Regions from separate parts of the Homo sapiens genome. Here region 1 is linked to region 2. Evidence: chromatin contacts called from ENCODE Hi-C data. All regions are on one chromosome and are shown on one strand. The core of a region is the stretch at or near the end of the contact, and the rest is flanking DNA. Distances in the headings are between cores, read along the strand shown.

Region 1 (7,017 bases), core at 141-2,640, 5.9 Mb before region 2:
GTTTTAGCTTTAGGAACATCTGTATTCTATTCACTGGTTGAGCATCCCTAATCTAAAAATTTGAAATCTGGAATGCTCCAATGAGCATTTCCTTAAGTGTCATGTTGACACTCAAAAACTTTTGAATTTTGGAGTATTTTGGATTAAGGCTGCTCAACGTGTGCTACTGGTCCCATTCTGCAGATGTGAAAACGAAGGCACAGAGATGTTAGGGGATCTGCCTCAACTCCCAGCCTGTCTGTGGAACTTTTTTTTTTTTTTTTTTTTTTTTGAGATGGAGTCTCGCTCTCTCACCCAGGCTAGAGTACAGTGGTGCGATCTTGGCTCACTGCAACCTCCGTATCCTGGGTTCAAGCCATTCTCCTGCCTCAGCCTCCCAAGTAGCTGGGACTACAGGTGCCCACCACCACGCCTCCTCTGCTCTAAATGCTCCCATGGCTGCCCTCTCCCGTAGAGAAAAAGCCCCAGTCCTCGCCAAGACTGCAGTCCAGGCCCGACCTGCCCTGGCCCCCTGTTTTTTCTCTCATCTCCAGGCAGCCACTCAGGTCTCCTTCAGATCTTGACTCTAACAGAGTGATGTCTTCTCCAGCAACTCTATGGGATGCTGCAACCCACCCAATGGCCTCTTCTGTTTTATCTGCTCACTATAGCCGCATAAATTTCTATATGTTTATTCTTTGCCTGTCTCCTCCTATACAGCAGGTAAACTCAGGGATTTTCTAAAAATCTCCCTTTCTGCTATGTCTCCAGTGCCTAGAATAGTGCCTGGCATGTAATAAGGGCTACTCCTAAAAAGGGGTCTGAGAGAAATGTCAGCCAGCCTGGAGCTGAGCAGACAAGACTGGGCTGAAAATACACATTTGGGGGTCGCTGGAGATTATAAAGAGATTATAATCGAAGTCATGGGAAGGGATGGAACTACTCCTGTTTTTTTTGCCAAATTCTCCATGTTACTATTTGAGGGCGAGAGAAATCCCGGGTATTCCATATACACTGTTAAAACTAGGCTGTCACTAAGCCCCTCTCCTTTGGATCATCTGGAATGGGGGGACCCATTCCCCCATTCCAGATGATCCATCCCACCCCTCTGGGATCCCCACCCGAGAGTCCTGAAGGCAGGGCACAGGCCGCCCTGGGAAATCTCCGAAATCCAGCCCCGGTCCGGGGATGTCTTACCCTCCAGTTCCAGCTGCACGGGGGGCGGCTCGGGGGGGCCCTTCGAGGGTCCGGGGCCCGCCTGCTGGCGCCCCTTGATGTTGTAGCGCCGGCGCAGCTTCCCCATGGCGACTAGGCCAGGGTGGGCGCTCCAGCGGCCGGACCAGCAGAGCAATCCGAAACCCAGCCCACGTGGGTTCCCAGACCACCAACTCCGGCCGTGAGACTTCCGGGTTGTGTTATCGCGAGAACTGTAACTGACTTTGCCGCTGAGGGGCGGGGTTGCAAGAGAAACCCAGCGAAGAGGAGAGGCGGAGCCGGGCCGGGCAGGGGGCGGGACTATTTAGAGAAGTAGGCGGGGCCTGAGGTCCCAGCGGAGGCCGGAGTTTAAGTCCTGGGCTGTTCTCGCTTGGGGTAGTCTGGGTTTAAATATGAATTATATCTACTGATACTAATTTGGCTTCTTGGGAGTGGAAGTGTTTTGCCACCTTTTAAAATATACCCCGCCCCCAGTACTCCAAACTTCTTCCCCCCAACCCTGGTTTGCGCATCTGTATTTTCTGATATTCCTACAAGAAACGTATTAGTCGTGTACTTTTAAAAAGGCACCAAATATTTCCATCACAGGGATAGATGGAAGATCTAAAAGGAGGCCTCTACGGGCGCGGTGGCTCACGCCTGTAATCCCAGCACTTTTGGAGGCCGAGGCGGGCGGATCACGAGGTCAGGATTTCAAGACCAGCCTGGCCAAGATGGTGAAACCCCCGTCTCTACCAAAAATACAAAAAAAATTTAGCTAGGCCTGGTGGCAGGCGTCTGTAATCCCAGCTACTTGGGAGGCTGAGGCAGAGAATTGATTGAACCCGGGAGGTGGACGTTGCAGTGAGCCGAGACTGCACCACTGCACTTCAGCCTGGGCAACAGAGCTAGACTCTGTCTCAAAAAAAAAAAAATAAAGTTGTCTATTACATAACTTTAAATTCCCATTACCGCATCACATTGTAACACACTGGGAAACAATGCATTATTATTATTATTGAGACAAGGTCTGGCTTTGTTGCCCAGGCTGGAGTGTAGTGGAGCAATCTCGGCTCACTGCAACCTCTGCCTCCCGGGTTTAAACGATTCTCCTGCCTCAGCCTTCCGAGTAGCTGGGACTACAGGTGCCCGCCACCACCCCCAGCTAGTTTTTGTATTTTAGTAGAGACGGAGTTTCACCATGTTGGCCAGGCTGGTCTCAAACTCCTGACCTCGTGATCTGCCTGCCTGGGCCTCCCAAAGTGCTGGGATTACAGGCATGAGCCACCGCGCCCGACTTTTTTTTTTTTTTTTTTAAGAGATGAGATCTCGCCCTGTGGGCCAGGCCAGAGTGCAGTGGTGCAATCACCACTCGCTGCAGCCTTGACCTGTCCTCCCACCTCAGCCTCCTGAGTAGTTATGACTACAGGCACACACCACCACGACGGGCTAATTTTTCTATTTTTTTGTAGAGATGGTGTCTCCCTATGTTGCTTAGACTGGTCTCAAAATTCTGGGCTCAAGGGATCCGTTTGTCTCGGCCTCCCAAAGTGCCGGAATTACAGGCATAAGCCACTGTGAAGGCCTTAATGAATGACGTTTAAAAAAATCATAATTAGCGTATCAAATCTATGGGGTTTTTTGTTTGTTTGCTTGTTTTTGTTTTTTTGAGACAGAACTCTCCCTCTGACGCCCAGGCTGGAGTGTAGTGGAGCAGTCTCGGCTCACTGCAACCTCCACCTCTCGGGTTCAAGCGATTCTCCTGTCTCAGCCTTCCAAGTAGCTGGGATTACAGGCACCCACCAAGATGCCCATCTAATTTTTGTATTTTTAGTAGAGATGGGGTCTCACCATGTTGGCCAGGATGGTCTCAAACTCCTGACATCAAGTGATCGGCCCACCTTGGCCTCTCAAAATGATGAGATTACGGGCCTGAGCCACTGCACCCAGGCTCAAATCTGTGTTTTTATGGATTTTGTTGCTCAGGATGATAGTGATCTAAAGTTTCTTCTTTAAATATGTTTATTTAAATAAATTAAAAGTTTAAGAAACGTTTAAAAAATGTTAAGTAGGTAGTAGTACACTTGCCTATATTTCCTTCTAAAATATAATATATCAGTGAATTACCTTCCAGAAGGTATAGACCATTCTAGACAGCAAGAAGAAGGCAGATACATAACAGCATGGATGGATCTCACAAATATAAAGTTGAACAAAAGCTGGGCGTGGTGGCTCACGCCTGTAATTCCAGCACTTTGGGAGGCCAAGGCAGGCGGATCACCTGAGGTCAGGAGTTTGAGACCAGCCTGGCCAACATGGCGAAACCTGTCTCCACTAAAAATACAAACATTAGCCGGGTGTGGTGGCGCGTGCCTATAGTCCCAGCTACACGGAAGGCTGAGGCAGGAGAATCGCTTGAACCCCGGAGGCGGAGGTTGCAGTGAGCCGAGATCATGCCACTGCACTCCAGCCTGGGCAACAGAGCAAGACTCCGTCTCAAAAAATAAAAAATAAATAAAAAAAAAAGTTGAACAAAAGAAGCCAACCCCCAGAGTACTGTGTGGTTCATTTACATAAACTTCAAACACAGGCAAATGAATCCCCTAAATTTTAAGAGGAACATAGTGAATGGGAGGGGACAAAGGGAGGCTTCGTGGGGGAACTGGTAATGTTTCGTTTCTTGATTTGGGTGCTGGTTACCTTGGGTATTCAGTTTGTGAAAATTCATAAAAATTTATATGATTGTGTATTTTTCTGTATGTTATACCTTAATTAAAAAGTTTATTATTATTATTATTATTATCATTTTTTATAGAGATAGGTTTCACTATGTTGGCCAGGCTGGCCTCGAACTCCTGTGTTCAAGCAATCCTCCTGCCTTGGCCTCCCAAAACAAGCTTGTGCCACTACACCTGGCGTAAAAAAAGGTTTTTGTTTTGTTTTGTTTTGTTTTTGGGACGGAGTTTCACTCTTGTTGCCCAGGCTGGAGTGCAGTGGCTTAGTCTCGGCTCACTGCAACCTCCGCCTCCCAGGTTTAGGCGGTTGTCCTGCCTCAGCCTCCCGAGTAGCTGGGATCACAAGCAGGCACCACCATAACTGGCTCATTTTGGATTTTTTTTTTTTTTTTTTTTTTTTTTTGAGACGGAGTCTCGCTCTGTCGCCCAGGCTGGAGTGCAGTGGCACGATCTCGGCTCACTGCAACTTCCGCCTCCCGGGTTCACGCCATTCTTCTGCCTCAGGCTCTGAGTAGCTGGGACTACGGCGCCCGCCGCCACGCCCGGCTATTGTATTTTTAGTAGAGACGGGGTTTCACTGTGTTAGCCAGGATGGTCTCGATCTCCTGACCTCGTGATCCGCCCGCCTCGGCCTCCCAAATTGCTGACCTTGTGATCCGCCCGCCTCGGCCTCCCAAAGTGCTGGGATTACAGGCGTGAGCCACGGCGCCTGGCCTCATTTTGTATTTTTAGTAGAGACGGAGGGATTTCTCCATGTTGGTCAAGCTGGTCTCGAACTCCCGACCTCAGGTCACCCGCCTCAGCCTCCCAAAGTGCTGGAATCACAGGCGTTAACCACCGCACCCGACCTACAAAAAAGTTTTTAAAAAGATAAACAATACAGGAAAAAATGTGCAAAGGATATGAATAGGTAATTCACAGAGAAGTAATTCAAATGGCCAATAAATCTATGAAAATCTTACTAGGAATCCAGAAAATGTAAATTCAAAAATAAGAGCATTTTGTATTCTTTGGATTGGCAAAAATTGAGTTTTATTTTCTTGGTTGTCTAAAAAAAATGTTGGTTAGACTTGATTTGTTTGATTTAGGATGCAAACAGGGTCCTTGCATTGCATGGGTTATTATGGCTCTTAAGTCTTTAAAACCAATTATCCTCCTCTTCGCTCACCTTTTATACCAATTATTTATTGAACAAACTGGGTCGTTTGTTTGGTAGAATGCCCCACATGCTGGAGTTGGTTGGTTGCTTCTGCTGCTTCTAAGTTTTCCTTATCTGCCATATTTCCTGTAAACTGTAGGTTTGATCTAGAGGCCCCATCAGGTTCATGCTCAACTTGTCTTGGCAAGAATCCATCGCAGGTGGCGCTGGTACTTCCTGGCACTAAGATCGATTGGCGGGACCGGGACTTCGCGGCTTAGCCCCTCCATTTTCAAGTTCCCCGCCAAACCCTCCCCTCTTGGTTGTACCCATTTCTGATGATCATCGCGTGAATCCATCATTCTATTGAGGGGTGCCAAATAATTTTCGGATTCTCTCATTCATCCTCATGTATTAGCTGGACTTTGTAAAAGAAAGTCCCTCCCCAACTATTTTGGGGCTCTGAAATACAGTTCATTCAGGAAGGGCAGGAGGATGCCTGATGCTTTCTTGTTATTTAAAATTTTCAGGATGAATGAGCTGATGCCCACGAGGGCGAATTTTGGGGTACCATTATAATACATTCAGGGAGATTACATATATGTCTATTTCATGTTTTTCAATCAGTTGCAGTCACTTTCCTGGTTGAAGCTGTTGCAAGTTTTACAGGCACGGGTTGCTTTTCCACGGATAAGTTAAAAAAGAGAATTTTTTTTTAAATGATGAGAAGCCGCACCGGGTCGGGGCAGGCTTCCGGGAGGCGGGCGCGGGGCCCCGGGGCCGGGTCGCGTTGGTCCCGCGCCGGGGGCGGGGCGCGGCGTGGGCTGGGCCGTGCGCCTTTGCGCGCGGGGCGGGGCAGGTGGCGCAGCAGCGGCGGCGGCGGCTGTGGGTAAAGGCGCGGCGCGCGGCCCCCGAGCGCGCCAACCTTGCCCTAGCCGGAGCCCGCTGCGGCCCAGCGCACGGCCCTCACCCCGCATCGCGACCCCGCGCCCCGCCGGCCGAGCATGGGCGCGCGCGCCTCAGGCGGGCCCCTGGCCCGGGCCGGGCTCCTGCTGCTGCTGCTGCTGCTGCTGCTGCTCGGGCTGCTGGCCCCGGGCGCGCAGGGGGCGCGGGGCCGCGGCGGCGCGGAGAAGAACAGCTACCGCCGCACGGTCAACACCTTCTCCCAGAGCGTCAGCAGCCTGTTCGGCGAGGACAACGTGCGCGCCGCTCAGAAGGTGGGCGCCGGGCCCGCGCCCGCGGTCACCTTGCCCCGGTCGCCACGCACCTGGCTACCGGGGCCGACCTGGGAGGAGCGCGGCCTCCGGGGCTGCCCGCCCGGCCAGCGCGCGGGAAGAGGGGGTCCGGCCTGCGCCTCGGGGCCTGCCGCCTGCGGCCCCCGCCGGGCCTGACCAGTGCGGGTCTGGGCGGCCGGGCCTCGGGGCGCCCTCTCCTCTGCGCCGCGCTTCTCCTTGGACCTTGCCTCCGCGGTCGGCGCAGCCAGAGTCTCTCCCGGCTGCGCTGACGCCTGCCGCGCGTCTCATTCATTCATTCACCGCGTTTGAATGGCTCCTACTGTGAGCCAGGCAGCACACTGGCGCTCTCGGTCCCCACGCGGCTGCGCCCTCCCCAGCTACCCCGGGTTTGTCCTAGCCTCGCATCCCGACCCACTTCCCCTGGGACCTTCTGCCCCACTCCTCCTCCTGCTTTGAAGATACTTGGAGTTGTTTTTACTTTACAGGAAAAGAAGGGAGCAATGCGATTTGCTCGGTGGCTTTGGGAAACCGAGCACCTACTGTGTGCGGGGCCTTTCGCGTGGAGCCTTTTGTTTAGTTTGGGGAGGTCCCGGATCCTGCAGCCTCCTGGGAAGGGTGTTGAGTCCCAGGAGGATCGCAGGGGGTTTTCCCCAATTCCTGCTCTCTGGAGCTAGGTGCGATAGGGGTGCCATTCCGGGCCGAAGTCCGCCGACTAGCTCTTGAGAAGGAGGAAGTT
Region 2 (7,261 bases), core at 1,364-3,863:
GACTACAGGCACCCGCCACCACGCCCAGCTAATTTTTTGTATTTTTAGTAGAGACGGGGTTTCACCGGTTTAGCCAGGATGGTCTCGATCTCCTGACCTCGTGATCTGCCCGCCTTGGCCTCCCAAAGTGCTGGGATTACAGGCGTGAGCCACCGTGCCCGGCCCTGATTACCATTTTTTAAAAAAGAAATGGAACATTGCAGGTAAGGTTAAACTCTTCTATGACCTCTCTCCGCAGTTCCTGGGTGACAAGAGCGAGAATCTGTCTCAAAAAAAAAAAAAAAAAAAAAAGAAGAAGAAAAAAAATTGTCATCCTTGCGCAGGGGCCATGCTAATCTTCTCCGTATCATTCCAATTTTGGTATACGTGCTGCCAAAGTGACCACTCGATTACCTATTCCAATATAATGAAACCCTGTTTCTACTAAAAATAAAAATAAGATAAAAATAAAAAAAATAGCTGGGTGTTGTGGCGCATGCCTGTAATCCCAGCTACTCAGGAGGCTGAGGCAGGAGAATCACTTGAACCTGGGAGGCGGAAGTTGCAATGAGCCGAGATCGCACCACTGCACTCCAGCCTGAGCGAGAGTGAGGCTGTCTCAAAAAAAAAAAAAAAAGGAAATAGAACATTGCAGGTAAAGTTAAAGTCTTCTTTGACTCCTCTTCTCAGTTCCATCACACTCCTTTCTACCCTTTCTTGAAGCAATAACCATCAGGATATGGTATATAGATCCTTGCAGTCAATTAAAAAAAACAACAAAATACATATATCCAATAGCCAATATGCTTTTGTTTTATGTGTATTTGTAAAAAATATACATAAATGACATTATACTATATATATAATCCCTCTAGATAAAGTTACATATAGTGTTAGGTTTTATGTATTAATTTTTGAAAACAGGGTCTTGCTCTGTCTCCCAGGCTGGAGTGCAATGGTGAGATCATTGCCCATTGCAGCCTGTAACTCCTGGGTTTAAGGGATCCTCCTACCTCGGACTCCCAAAGTGCTGGGATTACAGGTGGCCTAGACTTTATAAAGCTGTTATCACCTCTTTCTTCTTTTCTCAACACTATCCTTTTGACATCTATCTAACCCTGTTGAAACAGATGACCGTCATTCCTTTTAAATGTTATACAGTATTAAATGTTGTGCACATGCGTGAGGCATGAGTTTAACTCTGGGGCCTCTCCCTAGAAATGGAAATCCGGGGTCACAAGCAATGGGCATTCCCGTTTTACTGTTAGATTCTGCTCTCCCGCCAGCAGCGTCTGAGAGGTGCTTGGGGTTCCCCTGAGGGTTCTGGGGGAGCTCGGACTTGCGTTCCCAGCAGGCCGGTTGTCGCCTGCTTTGTGCCTAATTTGCGTCACTGGGGTTCCTAGCGGACTCGCCTGCAAGTGTGCTCAGGACTGCAGGGAGGACTCTTCGGTCACTGCGGCTCTCTCCCCATGGTGGACTCTTCTGAGGCGCTTGACTGCGCTGATTTGGGCCTTTATCTGTCTGCATGTCGGCAGGGGCGCCCAGGAAGTCGGGTCCCTCTAGCTCAAGCTTGTTTGGGCTCTTACAGCTTCAGGCCAACAGGGGGCTGGGAAGCTGAGCACTTACTCATTCCGTCCCCGTTGGTAACTAGGGCTGGTAGACGCGTCCAGACTGCAAACAGTATTTCATCATTTTGTCTGTAGCATGCAGCGGCCAAAGCTGCCAACCTATGAAACGCTTTGAGAAGCCGGACGCTTTGGGAGGCCGAGGCGGGTGGATCCCCTGAGGCCAGCCTGGGAGACATAGTTAGATTCTGTCTCTCAAAAAAATTTTTAAAAAATTACCCCTGATGTGGTGCGCGCCTGTAGTCCCAGCTACTCGGGAGGCTGAGGCGGGAGGATCGCCCGAGCCTGAGAGTTCGAGACCAGCCTGGGCAACGTAGCGAGACTCCGTCTCTTAAAAAAAATAAGTAGCCGTTTTTCTGGGTGGGTGCATCCCTCTCTGGTTCCTCGCTCTCCAACTGGCCCTGGTCCTGGGGGCGTGAAGGCTACGATCTGGAGAGACAGAACAGCGGGCTGCCTCTGGAGGACGGGCCTAGACCCCATTCATTCATTCATTCGTTCTGTCACCCACCCGTCCTGCGCGCACGCGAGCCACCCTAAGCCCCAGGACCTCAAGAACCCCCACCCCACGGGGCACAGACAAGGACAGGCTGGCCAGCGCCTGGAAGCCGCGTGCCTGACCACGTCTGCCCGAGCGAGTACCGCCTCCCACCCGGGAGGCAGGAGAGCCGCGACCGTCGGGCCGCGCCCAACGTCTCCCGCTCAGGGGCGCGCCGCCTCGCTTTCAGCGCATGCGCGCCCGGGAGCCCGCCCGGGGCGTCGGCGCACGCGGTCCCCACCGGCCGGCTTGCGTACGCGCTCCCGGCTCGCCCTCCCACGCGGTCCACCGCGCCTCCCGCCCCACCCTAAGCGCAGCGACCGCCCGAGCGGCCGACCGAACCGCGTTGCGTGCGTGCGCGCACGCGCGGGCCACGTGGGCGGGCGCCGCGCCGTTGCCCCGCCCCTTGCAACCCCGCCCCGCGCCGGCCCCGCCCCTGCTCTCGCGCCGGCGTCGGCTGCGTCTCCGGCGTTTGAATTGCGCTTCCGCCATCTTTCCAGCCTCAGTCGGACGGGCGCGGAGACGCTTCTGGAAGGTATCGCGACCCGGCGGGCCCGGCACGGCCGGGCGGGGACAGGGGTGGCGGCGGCGGGATAGGGGTCGGAGCCGGGGCCAGGGCCGGGGCGGGTGGCGGACCCAGGGGCAGCGGGCGGCTGAGTAGGTGGGTGGTGCGGGCCCGGCCGGGCCGGGGCAGGAGACGGGCGTGGGGTCGGCGCTAGCCCCCGCGAACCCCCGTTTCATCCTCCGCTCTCATCCCCGTCCCGGTCCCAGTCCCGTTCCCATCCCTACACCTCCGGCCGCCGTTCCCCGGGCCCCGCCGCCCCGGATGCCGGCCCCGCCCGCCGCCTTCCCGCTCCCAGGCCTGGCCGCCATGGCGCCGCGGGCGGGAGGCCTTTGTGGGGCGGGCACGTGGGGCGCTGGGGGCGCGGGAGCGGGGCCGCCATGGGCTGCGGGGCCGCGCGAGCGCTCGCCTCCGTCCTCTGCCTCCGCAGGAACGCCGCGATGGCTGCGCAGGGAGAGCCCCAGGTCCAGTTCAAAGTAGGTAACCCTGCGGGGCGGGAGGCGGCCGAGCCCGACCGCGTGCGACTCGCGGGTCCCTCCTCCTGGGGCCACGATGGCTGTAATGGGGCCCCGCATCCACATTCTTTGTTTTAAGTGAGCCTGTGGTGGTTAAAGTTCCGTGACTCTGGGATCTTGAGAGGTGAAGTGTTTAGGGTTTACTTCCAAAATGTGTTTTTCAACAGCTTGTATTGGTTGGTGATGGTGGTACTGGAAAAACGACCTTCGTGAAACGTCATTTGACTGGTGAATTTGAGAAGAAGTATGTAGGTATGTGCTGGAAAACCTTGCTTGTGGAAATATGTGAGAAATGGGTAAGTTCATCCACTCAATCGCATCGTTTCCGTTTCAGCCACCTTGGGTGTTGAGGTTCATCCCCTAGTGTTCCACACCAACAGAGGACCTATTAAGTTCAATGTATGGGACACAGCCGGCCAGGAGAAATTCGGTGGACTGAGAGATGGCTATTATATCCAAGGTAGGCATTTGTAACTTGCTGAACGGTTTTTGAGAGGTTTTGTGTACTTCAGTCTTCAAGGTTATAGAAAATCAGGTCTGTTCCAACAAATAGTGTCATTTTTGGGTTAAAAAAAGACAAGTGGACTTCGGGGAGTTGACCACCATTTTGGTGGCAGAGAAAATTTTATTAAAGTTGTGTCATTTGCATGCTGTGTCATGCTAGGCATGCTTTAGAAAAAACTATGACTTACACTGGGACTTATAAGTCATATTTAAAACAATAATAGGCTGTTAACAGCAGTTTCAGTATTTGGAAACTTAGGTTCATGTATGTATTTTGGTGTGGTGATCAATGAATGTTTTTACTGTATTAGAAAACAATAAACACCAGATACTAGACCAGAGGAGATAGGAGATCTTAACAAGTGTTATACAAGACTAGCTGATTTCTTGTTAAATTGTTTGTACTAAGTTGTGCAGAGTATTTTTCTCAAATAGTTTGATTTAAAAATTGCAAGGAAAATGTTCATTGTACCAAAAAGAGGAATCAAGAAAATACTCATCTCTCTTGGAACCTCACGTTGCCGATAACACATTATCTGGAATCATTCCATGCCTTTTGCTTTCCTTGAGCATGTACAAATAAACACAAGAATTTCCCCCAAAAGAATCCTTTAACCAAAAAGTTGTGGTTTCTTGCCTTGCTAACTGTACCATAGTTATTCCTGCAGGTGAATATATAGGCTTTATCTGGGTTATTTATTTATTTAATTTTTTTTTGAGACAGGGTTTCGCTCTGTTGCCCAACCTGGAGTGCAGCTTCCGCCTCCTAAGCTCAAGCCATCCTCTTACCTCAGCATCCTGAGTAGCTTGGACTATAGGCACGTGCCACTATGCCTGACTAATTTTTGTATTTTTTTGTAGAGATGGGGATTCACCATGTTGCCCATGCTGGTCTGGAACTCATGAGCTCAGGTGATCCACCCACCTCAGCCTCTCAAAGTGCTGGGATTACAGACGTGAGCCACATTGCTTGGCCTATCTGGATTTTTTAAGACAGGAATAATGTTTTCCAGTATAGCCAGCCATTTAAAGACCTTCTGAAGAATGTGTTTCCAGGCCCTACCCTCAGAATATGGCAGCTTGGTTATCCAGAATCTCATTTAGCATTAATTACTTCAGATACTTTTTTGGGATGAGGGGAGTATTAATGGTGAAGTATATCAGGGAGATTTGATAGGGTCAGCTCATCTCTCTTAGGAGGAATTGTGTATTAACATTTTTAGAATTGACAGAGACCTTGAAAGTGAGGGGAGAGATACAGGTGACTCGTTGAGGTCTAAGACTATAACTAGTTGAATCCTAGTCTCTGGTTCTTAGCATTCTTCACTTGTGCAGTAAACTGAGTGTACTAATTCCCACAAATGTTTCTTCAGCCCAGTGTGCCATCATAATGTTTGATGTAACATCGAGAGTTACTTACAAGAATGTGCCTAACTGGCATAGAGATCTGGTACGAGTGTGTGAAAACATCCCCATTGTGTTGTGTGGCAACAAAGTGGATATTAAGGACAGGAAAGTGAAGGCGAAATCCATTGTCTTCCACCGAAAGAAGAATCTTCAGGTGTGTAAAATTAAAACTTCCTGAGTTATTTCTCTTAGCGGAGATTATATGTAAGACCATGAAATTAACCAGTGTCTATTATATATGGAAATGATTTTTTTTTCCCCAAGACGGAGTCTTCCTCTGTCCCCCATGCTGGAGTGCAGTGTCGCAATCTTGGCTCACTGCGACCTCCGCCTCCCGGGTTCAAGCAGTTTTGTCTCAGCTCCCCTAGTAGCTGGATTACAGGTGTGTACCACCACGCCTGGCTAATTTTTGTACTTTTTTTTCTAGTAGAGACGGGGTTTCCACCATGTTGGTCAGGCTGATCTCCAACTCCTGACCTCAAGTGATCCACTTGCCTTGGCCTCCTAAAGGGCTGGGATTACAGGCATGAGCCACTGTGCCCGGCCGGAAATAATTTTGTCTTTTTTATACTACTGTTTTTAAAGAATGATAGAGATTGGGTTTCACTGTTGGCCCGGTTGGTCAGCTGAAATGTTTGTGTATTTATATATTTGTTGTTCGAGACAGGGTCTTGCTCTGTTGCCCAGGCAGGAGTGCAGTGGCATGAACATAGCTCACTGTAGCCCTGAACTCCTGGGCTCAAGCAATCCTCCCACCTCAGCCTTCTGAGTAGCTGGGCTCACAGGCACTCACCACCATGCCCACCTAATTTGTTTTTTTGTGGAGTTGGGGTCTTGCTCTGTTGCCCAGGCCTGATCGTGTACTATTGGCCTCAGGCAATCCCACCTCAGCCCCCGAAAGTGCTGGGATTACAGGCATGAGCCACCATGCCTTGCCAAGAATCTTAACATTTTCTTATCTTGCAATGTCCTAGAAAAATCGTCATCTTAATAATGAATTTTAAAAAGTAATTTTACCTTTCTTTTAAACAGTACTACGACATTTCTGCCAAAAGTAACTACAACTTTGAAAAGCCCTTCCTCTGGCTTGCTAGGAAGCTCATTGGAGACCCTAACTTGGAATTTGTTGCCATGCCTGCTCTCGCCCCACCAGAAGTTGTCATGGACCCAGCTTTGGCAGCACAGTATGAGCACGACTTAGAGGTATTGTGGCCACTTTGCTGTTCAGATTGTTCGGTTTGGCTTGTTTATTCCTGGCAGTTTTGATCTGGAGTGTTAACGTTTTTCCATCTCTTCGTCTAGGTTGCTCAGACAACTGCTCTCCCGGATGAGGATGATGACCTGTGAGAATGAAGCTGGAGCCCAGCGTCAGAAGTCTAGTTTTATAGGCAGCTGTCCTGTGATGTCAGCGGTGCAGCGTGTGTGCCACCTCATTATTATCTAGCTAAGCGGAACATGTGCTTCATCTGTGGGATGCTGAAGGAGATGAGTGGGCTTCGGAGTGAATGTGGCAGTTTAAAAAATAACTTCATTGTTTGGACCTGCATATTTAGCTGTTTTGGAACGCAGTTGATTCCTTGAGTTTCATATATAAGACTGCTGCAGTCACATCACAATATTCAGTGGTGAAATCTTGTTTGTTACTGTCATTCCCATTCCTTTTCGTTTAGAATCAGAATAAAGTTGTATTTCAAATATCTAAGCAAGTGAACTCATCCCTTGTTTATAAATAGCATTTGGAAACCACTAAAGTAGGGAAGTTTTATGCCATGTTAATATTTGAATTGCCTTGCTTTTATCACTTAATTTGAAATCTATTGGGTTAATTTCTCCCTATGTTTATTTTTGTACATTTGAGCCATGTCACACAAACTGATGATGACAGGTCAGCAGTATTCTATTTGGTTAGAAGGGTTACATGGTGTAAATATTAGTGCAGTTAAGCTAAAGCAGTGTTTGCTCCACCTTCATATTGGCTAGGTAGGGTCACCTAGGGAAGCACTTGCTCAAAATCTGTGACCTGTCAGAATAAAAATGTGGTTTGTACATATCAAATAGATATTTTAAGGGTAATATTTTCTTTTATGGCAAAAGTAATCATGTTTTAATGTAGAACCTCAAACAGGATGGAACA

The links. Hi-C counts contacts between places; a loop is a spot of excess contacts on that map. Pooled maps may share reads with other maps.
Region 1: a loop to region 2 is called in a map of CD8-positive, alpha-beta T cell, with 7 times the contacts of the local background. The contact joins the promoter of DHX37 here to the promoter of RAN in region 2. A Hi-C loop is called at or near these places in 1 of 168 maps with a recorded cell type or tissue (CD8-positive, alpha-beta T cell), 5 of 37 single-sample maps with no recorded cell type and 9 of 50 pooled maps.

The regions. Positions count from the first base shown.
Region 1 is chr12:124,987,741-124,994,757 of GRCh38, forward strand. DHX37 (DEAH-box helicase 37) reads right to left here and starts at 1,391. Exons shown (of 27, transcript NM_032656.4): 1 at 1,177-1,391. The coding sequence starts at 1,282. It overlaps BRI3BP (BRI3 binding protein), which reads left to right and starts at 5,905. Exons shown (of 3, transcript NM_080626.6): 1 at 5,905-6,263. The coding sequence starts at 6,051. RefSeq lists silencers at 1,095-1,304, 5,735-6,054, 6,075-6,124, 6,225-6,274, 6,285-6,534 and 1 more and enhancers at 4,475-4,975, 6,695-6,784.
Region 2 is chr12:130,869,453-130,876,713 of GRCh38, forward strand. It overlaps RAN (RAN, member RAS oncogene family), which reads left to right and starts at 2,614. Exons shown (of 7, transcript NM_006325.5): 1 at 2,614-2,674; 2 at 3,132-3,177; 3 at 3,384-3,468; 4 at 3,551-3,676; 5 at 5,094-5,281; 6 at 6,160-6,330; 7 at 6,430-7,261. The coding sequence starts at 3,142. The coding sequence ends at 6,474. It also overlaps the pseudogene RNU6-1077P. RefSeq lists enhancers at 1,654-2,415, 1,839-1,918, 2,416-3,177, 4,406-4,475 and silencers at 2,199-2,658, 2,729-2,868, 2,919-3,128.